Linked DNA regions of Homo sapiens: region 1 is linked to region 2. A link is a contact called in ENCODE Hi-C or POLR2A ChIA-PET data. All regions are on one chromosome and are shown on one strand. Each heading gives the region's core, a stretch centred on a gene start or an enhancer-like site at or near the end of the contact. The rest is flanking DNA. Distances are from core to core; before and after follow the strand shown. Region 1 holds the start of TAGLN2 (transgelin 2). Region 2 holds the start of ARHGEF11 (Rho guanine nucleotide exchange factor 11).

Region 1 (4,072 bases), core at 246-2,745, 2.9 Mb before region 2:
AAATCCCTGGACCCTTAAAGAAGAGGAGAATCTTCTTGAATAAATGGAGGTGCATTCAGCATTCATTCAAGAACATTTATTGAGTGCTTACGGAGGCCAGCTACTAAAGGCCAGCCACTGAAGTAGATACTGAGAAAATACAAAGCTCTGGAAGCACGCCTTTGCCCTTGAGGAGTTCTTTCTAGTCAGTGAGGCGGACAAAGAAATAGTTACCGTATGATAAGTTCCGTGATAAAGCTATGTGTTGGTTATTGTAGCACAAAGGAAGATGTTGCATTCAAGGCCACCTTTAGTGAACGCTAATATCGTGTGCTGGGACAAATGCCACATATTGGGGGGGAGTCCTCAGGACCCTCACAGATAGATGGTGGTAATAATAGTATTCACTATGTGCCAGGCACTGCTCTAAGCCCTATAGGTGGACTGTTTAGTTCTCTACAATTCTATGAATTAGGTAGTACTATTAGCTCTGTTCTATAGACCAGGGAACTCAAGCATAGAATGCACAACAGTCACACAGCAGGTAAAGGGTAGAGCAGGTGGGGAGCCAGTCAAGGAAGGGAAACTGTCCTAGGCAGAGGAATAGCCTTTGTAAAGGCACAGAAGAGTGAGAATGCTTGACAATCAGTGGGACTGGAATATAGGGCTGTGTAGGACTCGGGGAGGGAACAGAGAATAATAGAAAGGTTGGACAGGACTGGATATTGACATCCTGGAATCTCAGGTTCAAGGGAGGACTCTATCATGTGTGCAGAACTCCACCCCGGGGGACTCTATTCAACTGAAGCCTGAAAGGATGGGGGGCTCTTTCTCCACCCCTGAACTGTGCTGTCCTCCACCCTCAGAGACAAAAGAACCCCAGCCAGCCTCCTCGCGCTGAGGTCTCCCCCTCTGATCCCTCCAGGATTTAGGAAGAGATACCAGGTCATAGAAAAGGAGATGAAAGGCAGGGAGAAGACAGGTCTGAGCCCTGGGTCCCAACACCGAAAACACCCCTAGGGCCCTGGGCAGAGTGACCTCACTGTTAGTCCCTGCCCAGGCTTGAAGTAAGAGGTGAGCAAGATCACGTGGGGGTGCTGTCCCGGCCTGCAAGTCCCAGTCCTGTCACACACTAGTCAGTTGGGGTCGGGGGAAGGCCTTCCTGTGCCTCCTTTTACCTTGCCAGCCTCTAAACTAGGAGGCTTCTTCCTACATAAACACGCCCACAGTGTTTAGCTAACTTTCTAGGCAGAAAGTTTCCTACTGGGGCACAAGTCTACGGGCTCTCGGTGGAGGCTGAGGTACTCACGGGTGGAGACCACTGCAGCCGCCTTTGTAGATTCAGACTCCCCGAACCTTTAACCCTTGCTCTGGTCTACTGTCCCTCTGTCTCAAGCAGTCCTCCCTCCTTCTGCGCTGCGGCGCCTTTAAACCTTCTTGGCCCTTGCCCCGCCCCGGGTCCGCCCCGTCTGAGGCGGGACCCTCCTGAAAATCCCCGGCTGGGCAGGGCGCACCACTTGCAGCTGCAGCCCTTGCCTTGAGTCAGTGCGCCGCTCTCCAGCCCGCTTGAACGGTGAGCAGGTCGGGGGTACGGGGGTCGGGGACATGTGCGTGCTGTGTAGAAAGCAAGAAGCCAGCGCTTTGAACTTGCTCCAGCGAGCTCGGGGATCAAGGGCTGGTACCAGGCAAGGGTCCGGTGACTACTTTACCCCGCCCCGTGCTGTCAGGTCCTGTCCCCAAGCCCTGACCCGACATTGTTGGACGATGAGGTCAGGCGAGGTTAGCCCATGCATAGACAGGGCGTCCGTCTGGAGCAGGGACTCAGGGACTGAGCCCCACCCGCGGGCTCCATCGCTGAGTCCTCACTGGGGCGAGGGGAAAAAAGGGCGTCGGACTTTAGCTGGCTGGCCCCGAGTGACCCCGGGTCGTGGCGCCGGCCCTGGGCCAGCTCGTGCTCCTGGGCTTTCCCGCGCGACCCTTCACTTCCTGGTTCCAGGAGCACGTGTGAGCACTGCGTGCCCTCTGAGTCCCCGAGGCCGCCCTTTTCATTCCTGTTCCTGCTAGCTTGCTATTCTGGGGACTTGAGGTCACGGGCTGGGGCTAGGGGGCTCTGCATGGGTCGCACGGTGACCTTCTGTGAAGCTCCAGTCATCTCTATGACGGTCCCCTGACCTCGGGGGTCTGGGTGCTGCAGCCCTGACTGCGCCCCGGGGTGCCCTGTGTGAGGTTGTGGGGGTGGTGGTGGCTGCTTTTACCCTGCCCGAGCGCCGCTGCCCCCACCGGGTGCCCCCTGCTGCTGGGAAAGCCGGTGGTGGCCGCGGGCGGACGGGCGGGCTGCCCAGACCACTGCGTCACCCCAGCGGCGGGAGGGCGGTGGGTGACTCATCTGTTGTAACGGCCCAGGGTGTGGTCGTGGGGGTGGGGGGCGGCGGCTGGGAGGCCGGACCTGCAGGACCGGAGGTGGACTGCCGCCTCCCCCCGCGCCCTGTGCCTCCTGGGGCTACCTGAAGCCGGTGTCCTGGGAGATCTGTGAGCAGTTGGTATCTGTGGGGCAGAGAGAAACGGGGTGAGAGTGGGGATGGAGTGTGGGATTCGATGTAGAAGACCTGCGGCTGGGACGGGGCTCCCCCAGTGTTCTCATTGACTTCAAAGCACCAGACAGCAATGGCTCTCTATCTCTAGCCCCCTCCCAGTTTCTCCTCCCCACTACAAGGGGCAGACCTACAACTGCAGAGGAGGCCAAGGCAGGGCGGGCCCAGTAGGGCCCTACCATTCCAGAACCAACAAATAGGTTTTGTCCAACCGCAACTCCCTCCCTCACCCCAAGGCCTCTGCCCCTGTCCCCCACCCCGGGATTGGCCCCTAATCCTTTCTTCATTCCATCCCTTCTCCCTCCAGAATTTTCAGCTGTGGGTTCTCTAGCTCAGAACACTTTCCCTTCCCAGGGGATTTCTTCTCCTGAACAACTACTTCCTGAGTCCTCTTCTTCACCCCAACACGGGTCATTTCCTATCTTCCCCCACACGCTGTCCATCCCCACTATAGCTGTCTCCTGGAATAATCTCTTGCACCTGGCTACACCCGAGCACTGCTGAGACGATCCCACTTCTGCTCCCGTGCTCACAGCCTGCTCACCACAACGTCTGTGTTGACAGGGTGTTTCTGCCCGGAGCCCCCACCCAGCCTCCAACACTGTTTGGTACACAGAAGCCATGGCAACGGCCCCCACCTCATCCCCTCCTCCCACGCAAGCTTTGGAGCTTCCTGTTTGTGTAGCCTCAGCTTTCTCTTCTGCTCCTGACTCTCGGTGGTGAGGGGCTGCCCTACGGTGGTTCCCTTAATTGTGGGCCGCCCCCCATCCTTGCTGCTGGCTGTGGCACCTCGCTCTGTGGGCTGGTGCCCTCACTGTGCTGCTCTTTGAGAACACTCCCTGTCCCAAATCTGAGTTGGGAAGTTCTCCTGTGTTCCATCTGCACGGTGGATGGAGAGTCCCTTTGTCTTCCCAATTAAACACCCTAGCCAAGAACCCTGAAGTCCTCCCTGCCCCCACCCATGTCCGCCTTTTCTTTGGCTTTGGCTTTGGTGAGGTAAGCTTCCAGCCCAGGGTCTGGGTGGGGCCGAGTGCCTTGCGTGGCCCCTCCCCGTTTCCCGCCTATTGTAACTCCAGGGTGAGGGTGAGGGTTGTTCTCACAGCTGCAGTAGCGCTAGGGTTTAGGTTGCTCCCTGCCAGTCCATCCCCCAGGTTGTTCAGCTGTCACCTTCCTTTGGGGTCCCCAGCTCTGGGGGTCCCCCACACCTGTCTTCCAGCTGGGCATATCTCTTCTCACCCTGGTAGGCAACTTGCTTACTGTTTTCTTTATGTTTGAGGGAAGGCAGGGGCAGGTCCCCTGGGTGTCCCTAGGGTGGGCCTTCCCAGCTCCAGCAGCCGCAGCCCATCAGCTTCTGCCTGCCCGTGGGGGTGGGGAAGAGAAACAGCTGCTGACCAGGCCTGGCCTGGTTGGAACTGCCCCTTCTCAGGACCCCGCCCTATGGCTCTGGCACCTCAGAGCTTGAGGGCAATGGCCCCAGAGTGGAGCAGATACACTGCAGCTGG
Region 2 (5,169 bases), core at 1,882-4,381:
ATGTCAGAAGTCATCTGTCACACACAGTATATGAGGAGGTTCCAAGAACCAGAGGTAACATCACCATTGACGTTCATTTTCTTCATGATGTACGCCACCCACCAGACAAAAACAAGCCTGTTAACTGCTACAAACTTTACAATTCTTTGTAATGACAGAGAATGACCATGAAAATCTTTGCTGTGCAGATTAACAATCTCCTGGGGAAAGCCTAAAATGAAATACTGAACATGGAGGAGATGCACAGTTTTATTTCAGTGTTCTATGATGAGAAATGGCTGTCAAGAGTATGCTACCTAGCACTTACTTGCAAAAACAAAAACAAACAACAAAAACACCGCTTAATCTGTCCCTTCAAGCTGTCCCTTCAAGGTTAAGATGACAGTCTATCTACGAGCGAGGAAGTCACTGCTTTTCTAAAGAAACACATACTTTAGGAAAAAGTATTTTGAAGACGGATGACTGGAAATGGTTCCAATATTGTGATTTTTTTAATTACCAAAAACAATGGTTTCACCTATCAAAACCTTTGCACACTGAAAAATTAGGAAACAGAATTTGAAAACCTATTTTTTAAAGTTAAATGAAATTTCTTAATGGCTGGAACCCATTTGTTAAGAATATAAAAATGTAACACCTTCCAATCATTCAAGAAGGATTGACTTAAGATATAAATTTACTAGTTGAATTTCAATTAGAAGTCTTTGCATTGTTGATGAATGGGATTGGAAAATAAGTATCATGATTTAATAAATGCAATCAAGGGCATACTTCTTCTGTTTGAATCTACCTATCTTTGGCAAGCATCTTTTCCAGTTATGACAGCAATTAACTTTCACCAAAAAGCATGATTTAAAAAATGTTCATTTTTAAATTTCAACCTTTTAATATTTCTACACTAGGCAATGTTGTATAAGATATGTAATAAAATATATGTAAATACTTGCTTTAAAAATATTACATATATTAAGAACACATTATCATTATTATTATCATTTTGAGATGGAGTTTCACTCGTCACCCAGGCTGGTGTGCAGTGGCGCAATCTTGGCTGATTGCAACCTCTGCCTCCCGGGTTCAAGCGATTCTCCTGCCTCAACCTCCGGAGTAGCTAGGATTACAGGCGCTCCCCACCATACCCAGCTAATTTTTTGTATTTTTAGTAGAGACGGGGTTTCACCATGTTGGCCAGGCTGGTCTCGAACTTCTGACTTGAGGTGATCCACTCGCCTCGGTCTCCCAAAGTGCTGGGATTACAGGCGTGAGCCACCGCACCTGGCCAAGAAAACATTATTTTAAAATGTGTGGCAACCAGTGGTCTGTCACCACAGAGCAGTGTCCACATTTGAGAGCATCATTTTTGCGGGTAGTATGGGAAAGAAAGACACAATTAAGTCAGCAACAATCTAGACTGTGCTTCAAATGCTGGGCAGATCACCTGTTTTGGGGAGTTCTGGCCTAGGGGTTGGTGGAGACAGGGTGAAGGAAGCAGGTTCTTTTATTTGCCAACCTATACCTGATATACATTAAAGGGAAAGTTCCTGGTTCATAGTAGGTCTTCAACTGATGCTTATTCGTTTCTTTTTCCTCTTGCAATTTGCATATCTACCACTTCTAACACTGGTGAGGTCACTCCAGAGCTCACGAATGTGTATAGATAATTTACATATACATATCCACCCCCTCCCAGAACAATCCAGGTAGTGTGAAAGGAGAGAACTTATGCAAACACCCCACTGCCTGCAGAGTATTTTACAATGGCATTTACCTAGGCAAGAAGGCAAAGTCCACTCCCCAATCCTAGTGAGAGTTTTTTTATTTTAATAATTTTTTAAAAAAAATTTTATTATTATTAGTTTTTTGAGACGGAGTCTCGCTCTGTTGCCCAGACTGGAGTGCAGTGGCGCAATCTCGGCTCACTGCAAGCTCCGCCTCCCGGGTTCAAGCGATTCTCGTGCCCTAGCCTACCGAGTAGCTGGGATTACAGGCACGCGCCACCACGTACGGCTAGTTTTGTATTTTTAGTAGAGGGGGGGGGTTTCACCATGTTGGCCCAGGATGGTCTCGAACTCCTGACCTCAGGCCCCGCCTCGGCCTTAATGATTTTTAATCATAACGCTCGGCACCTTCTGACAAATGTCACGTTACTTGTAAAGATTTAGAAACTGTGATTCTATGAGAGGGGGTTATGAAAATAGAATTGCTCTGGAAAGGCTCTTCCATAGAGTTCAAAGACACTTCACACAGCCTGCTATTAAGATGCCCAACCCAACCCGAGAGGAAACAGCGAAGGGTCTTCCCCCTAAGTCGGTGGTATTAGAAGTGGGAAGGACCACAGAAACGGGAGGAAACAGTTAAAAGAACTGACACCACGAAGGAGGCCGCAACAAATGTTTGAAAAATAAGATCAGAAGAGAGGTGGAGAGAGGGTGAGCCGCAGCTGCGGGCGCCGGGGTAATGCCGGTGGACGCAAAGAGGTAAACCTGCACCCGTGGGCAGGGGCACGGGGCGCGGGCACGGTGGCTGGGCGGGCAGGGGGTAGGAAACAAAGGTCGGCTCCCGAGCAGAAGTCAATAAAAGGGGGAAAAGCAGCCGAGGAAAAGCGGCGAAAAGGCGGCAGGGGTGGCGGTGGCGGTGGCGGCGGCGGGGACGGCGCGCGGTGCCTGGCGGGGTCAGGGCCGGGGTCGCCCGCGGGCCGGGCCGGGGATCCGGCTGAGATGGGAACCCGCTAGGCCGCGCCGAGGGGCAGGGCCGGCGACTGAGGGGCCGCAGAGGGGACCGGCCGAGGAGCGACGGCAAAGGGTTGTGGGGGGCAGGGCGCGCAGGGAGGCCGGGACAGGGGCGGGCCGGTCGGCGGGAGTCGCGGCCGCGGGAACCGAGGCAGGGAAAGGCGGTCAGCTTCCCGCCCCCGCCCCCGGCCGCCGCGGCGTGAGGGGAAAGGCCGGCGGGCGGCGGGCAGCGCAGCGAGGAGGAGGAGCCTGCGGCCCCGCCCCGCGGGAGCGAGGGAAGGAGAAAGGCTCGCAGGGAAGGAGGGAGGGAAGGGGGGCGGCCGGCCGGGCCTGCGCCCGAGCGAGCGGCGAACCGAGGGGGAAGGGGCCCGGAAGGAGGCGAGCGCGGCCGCGACGCCGGCAGTCGGACGCCCGCTCGTGCCGGCCTGCCGCAGCCGCCGCAGCCTTCCCTGTGCGCCGAGCCTGGCGTCCCGAGCGGCCGCGAAGGCCGGAACACGGCGGTCGGGCGCGGGGCGAGCGGCGCCGGGAGCCCGAGGCCCGGCCGGGCGTCCTGCGCGAGGCACTGCGGGCTCCTGCCTGCGAGATTAGGCGAGGGGCGGAAAGGGAGGCAAGGAGAGGCCGAGAGGAGACAGGCGATCGGATTTTCCAGGAGTCTGGTGTGGAAGAAAAACCCACCTCGAACTCAAATCCACAATAATAATCCGAACGAATAATAAGGGAGCCGTCTTTCTGGCCGGGCGAGAGAGAGGGAGAGAGAAGGGGGAACGGGAGGAAGCGAAATCTCCGTTTCATGGAGGCTGAGGCAAGAGAAAATTTCGGAGCCTGGATGTGGAGGAGCCCAACAGCAGAACTAACTCAGGAAATTGTCTTTCAGAAAAAGGCCGAACGTAGGCTGGGTCTGAGAATCAGGCTGGGGTAGGTGGAGGAACCTGCAAGTTTAAAGGAAAAAGAAAAGGAGAGAATATTTTCAGAGATTATCTCTGGTTTGTTATCATTACTACCATCTTAAAGGTAAAAAGCATTGCATTTCAGGTGTTCTTTGATTTTTATTTTATTTTTTTTTTTGGTGCAATTGGCTCATTTAAGAATTTCAAAACATTTAATGTAAAAGCTTTTTTTTTTTTAAGGAAGTCCATAAATTTTGGTTCCCAGGGTTGCACTGGACTTGGAAGGAGTGCTGTTGTGTACATACTATTGTATGGTTTTATTTATTATTTTACTGTACAAATCAGCCGAAAGAATTTTTCCAAGTGCCATTTCGGATTTATTAATCCTTTTTTTTTTCCTTTCCTCAAAGATATTTGCTGTTGTCATATTAAGCATTGGAGACTAGAAAATTACTTTCCCCCTTTGAGCTAGAGGGTCTCTTGCCAACAGAAGGACAGCTGAGAAAGCTGGATTTAAAGGATGGTTTTATCTGTACTTTGCAGTTAACAGTGATATTTTGAAGGCACATTTTTCTGTGATTCATTTTTTTTTGGCCATAGTGCTAACCTTGAAGAGATTCGTGGCTGGGTTTTTGGTTTCTGAGAAGGTCGTAGTTTTTCCTCTTTTCCTTTTTTTTTCTTTTTTCTTTTCTTTTCTTTTTTTTTAAAGCGGGGGAGGGGAAGAGGGGCTGAGAAAGGAAATCATGTTCACTGGTAGAAGTAGAGTGGAGCATCAGTTACCAGGGTCCTGAGAGCTGGAGGAGAAAGGATTCTATCTTCAAGTTGGGAGGCCCTCCTCTCACCTTGCTCAAAAATTGCAAGCGATTCAATCCTGATCAAGACACCAAAGCTACAGGATTCTGGAACCGTGGAGACACCGAGAAACCATGAGTGTAAGGTTACCCCAGAGTATAGACAGGTAGGTTTGCTAATAATTTGATTTTTCAACATTGACTAAAGGAAAGACTGGGAGGGGTGGTGTTGCATTTTAATAAATGGTTGAAAATAGGGGTCTGGGTGGGCTATGGGAATTGGTGGGCTAGGAGCATTAGTCTCTGGGGACTGTCAGCCTATGTGGTTATGTGCAAAAACATAGCTCTTGATTCAGCGTCTTTTGAATATAAGCAATAAACAGTGAAGCCAGGAGAGGGAAAGGAGGAGGATGTGCTTCCAGTGGCTTTTGACTTTTGCCAGGGTAGAGGCTGAATTTGAGTCCACCCAACTTGCTAGTCTCAGGTGGGGGCAAGCCAGTCTTGTGAGCTCCTAGGGTTGCACTAGGGGGACTGGCTTTAGGTGTTGGAGCTGCTGGGAGAAGGGCCCTGGCAGAGGCGTGGGCCTCCACCAGGCTGGTTGGTATGGAATGGTGGGGCTTGGTGACGGGGTGGATCCCATTTCTAGAAATGAAGAGGATGTTCTTGGCCTGAATGATGGGACAGAAACATCCTTTGCACCCATGCAAGTCTGGATTTTTACCAGTAGCTGACATGGTCCCAAAATGCATAGATCACATTAGA

The links. Hi-C counts contacts between places; a loop is a spot of excess contacts on that map. ChIA-PET counts read pairs that join two places held with the same protein, here RNA polymerase II (POLR2A). Pooled maps may share reads with other maps.
Region 1: a loop to region 2 is called in a pooled map, with 2.3 times the contacts of the local background. The contact joins the promoter of TAGLN2 here to the promoter of ARHGEF11 in region 2. A Hi-C loop is called at or near these places in 1 of 37 single-sample maps with no recorded cell type and 1 of 50 pooled maps. POLR2A ChIA-PET finds 5 or more read pairs at or near these places in 1 of 52 experiments (OCI-LY7).

The regions. Positions count from the first base shown.
Region 1 is chr1:159,922,930-159,927,001 of GRCh38, reverse strand. It overlaps TAGLN2 (transgelin 2), which reads left to right and starts at 1,495. Exons shown (of 5, transcript NM_003564.3): 1 at 1,495-1,552. LOC124904437 (a long non-coding RNA gene) reads right to left here and starts at 3,124. Exons shown (of 2, transcript XR_007066683.1): 1 at 3,051-3,124; 2 at 62-2,523. RefSeq lists enhancers at 1,817-2,393, 1,866-3,065, 3,205-3,364, 3,375-3,474, 3,875-4,054 and a silencer at 2,125-2,534.
Region 2 is chr1:157,043,704-157,048,872 of GRCh38, reverse strand. ARHGEF11 (Rho guanine nucleotide exchange factor 11) reads left to right here and starts at 3,131. Exons shown (of 41, transcript NM_198236.3): 1 at 3,131-4,574. The coding sequence starts at 4,543. RefSeq lists a silencer at 2,921-3,220.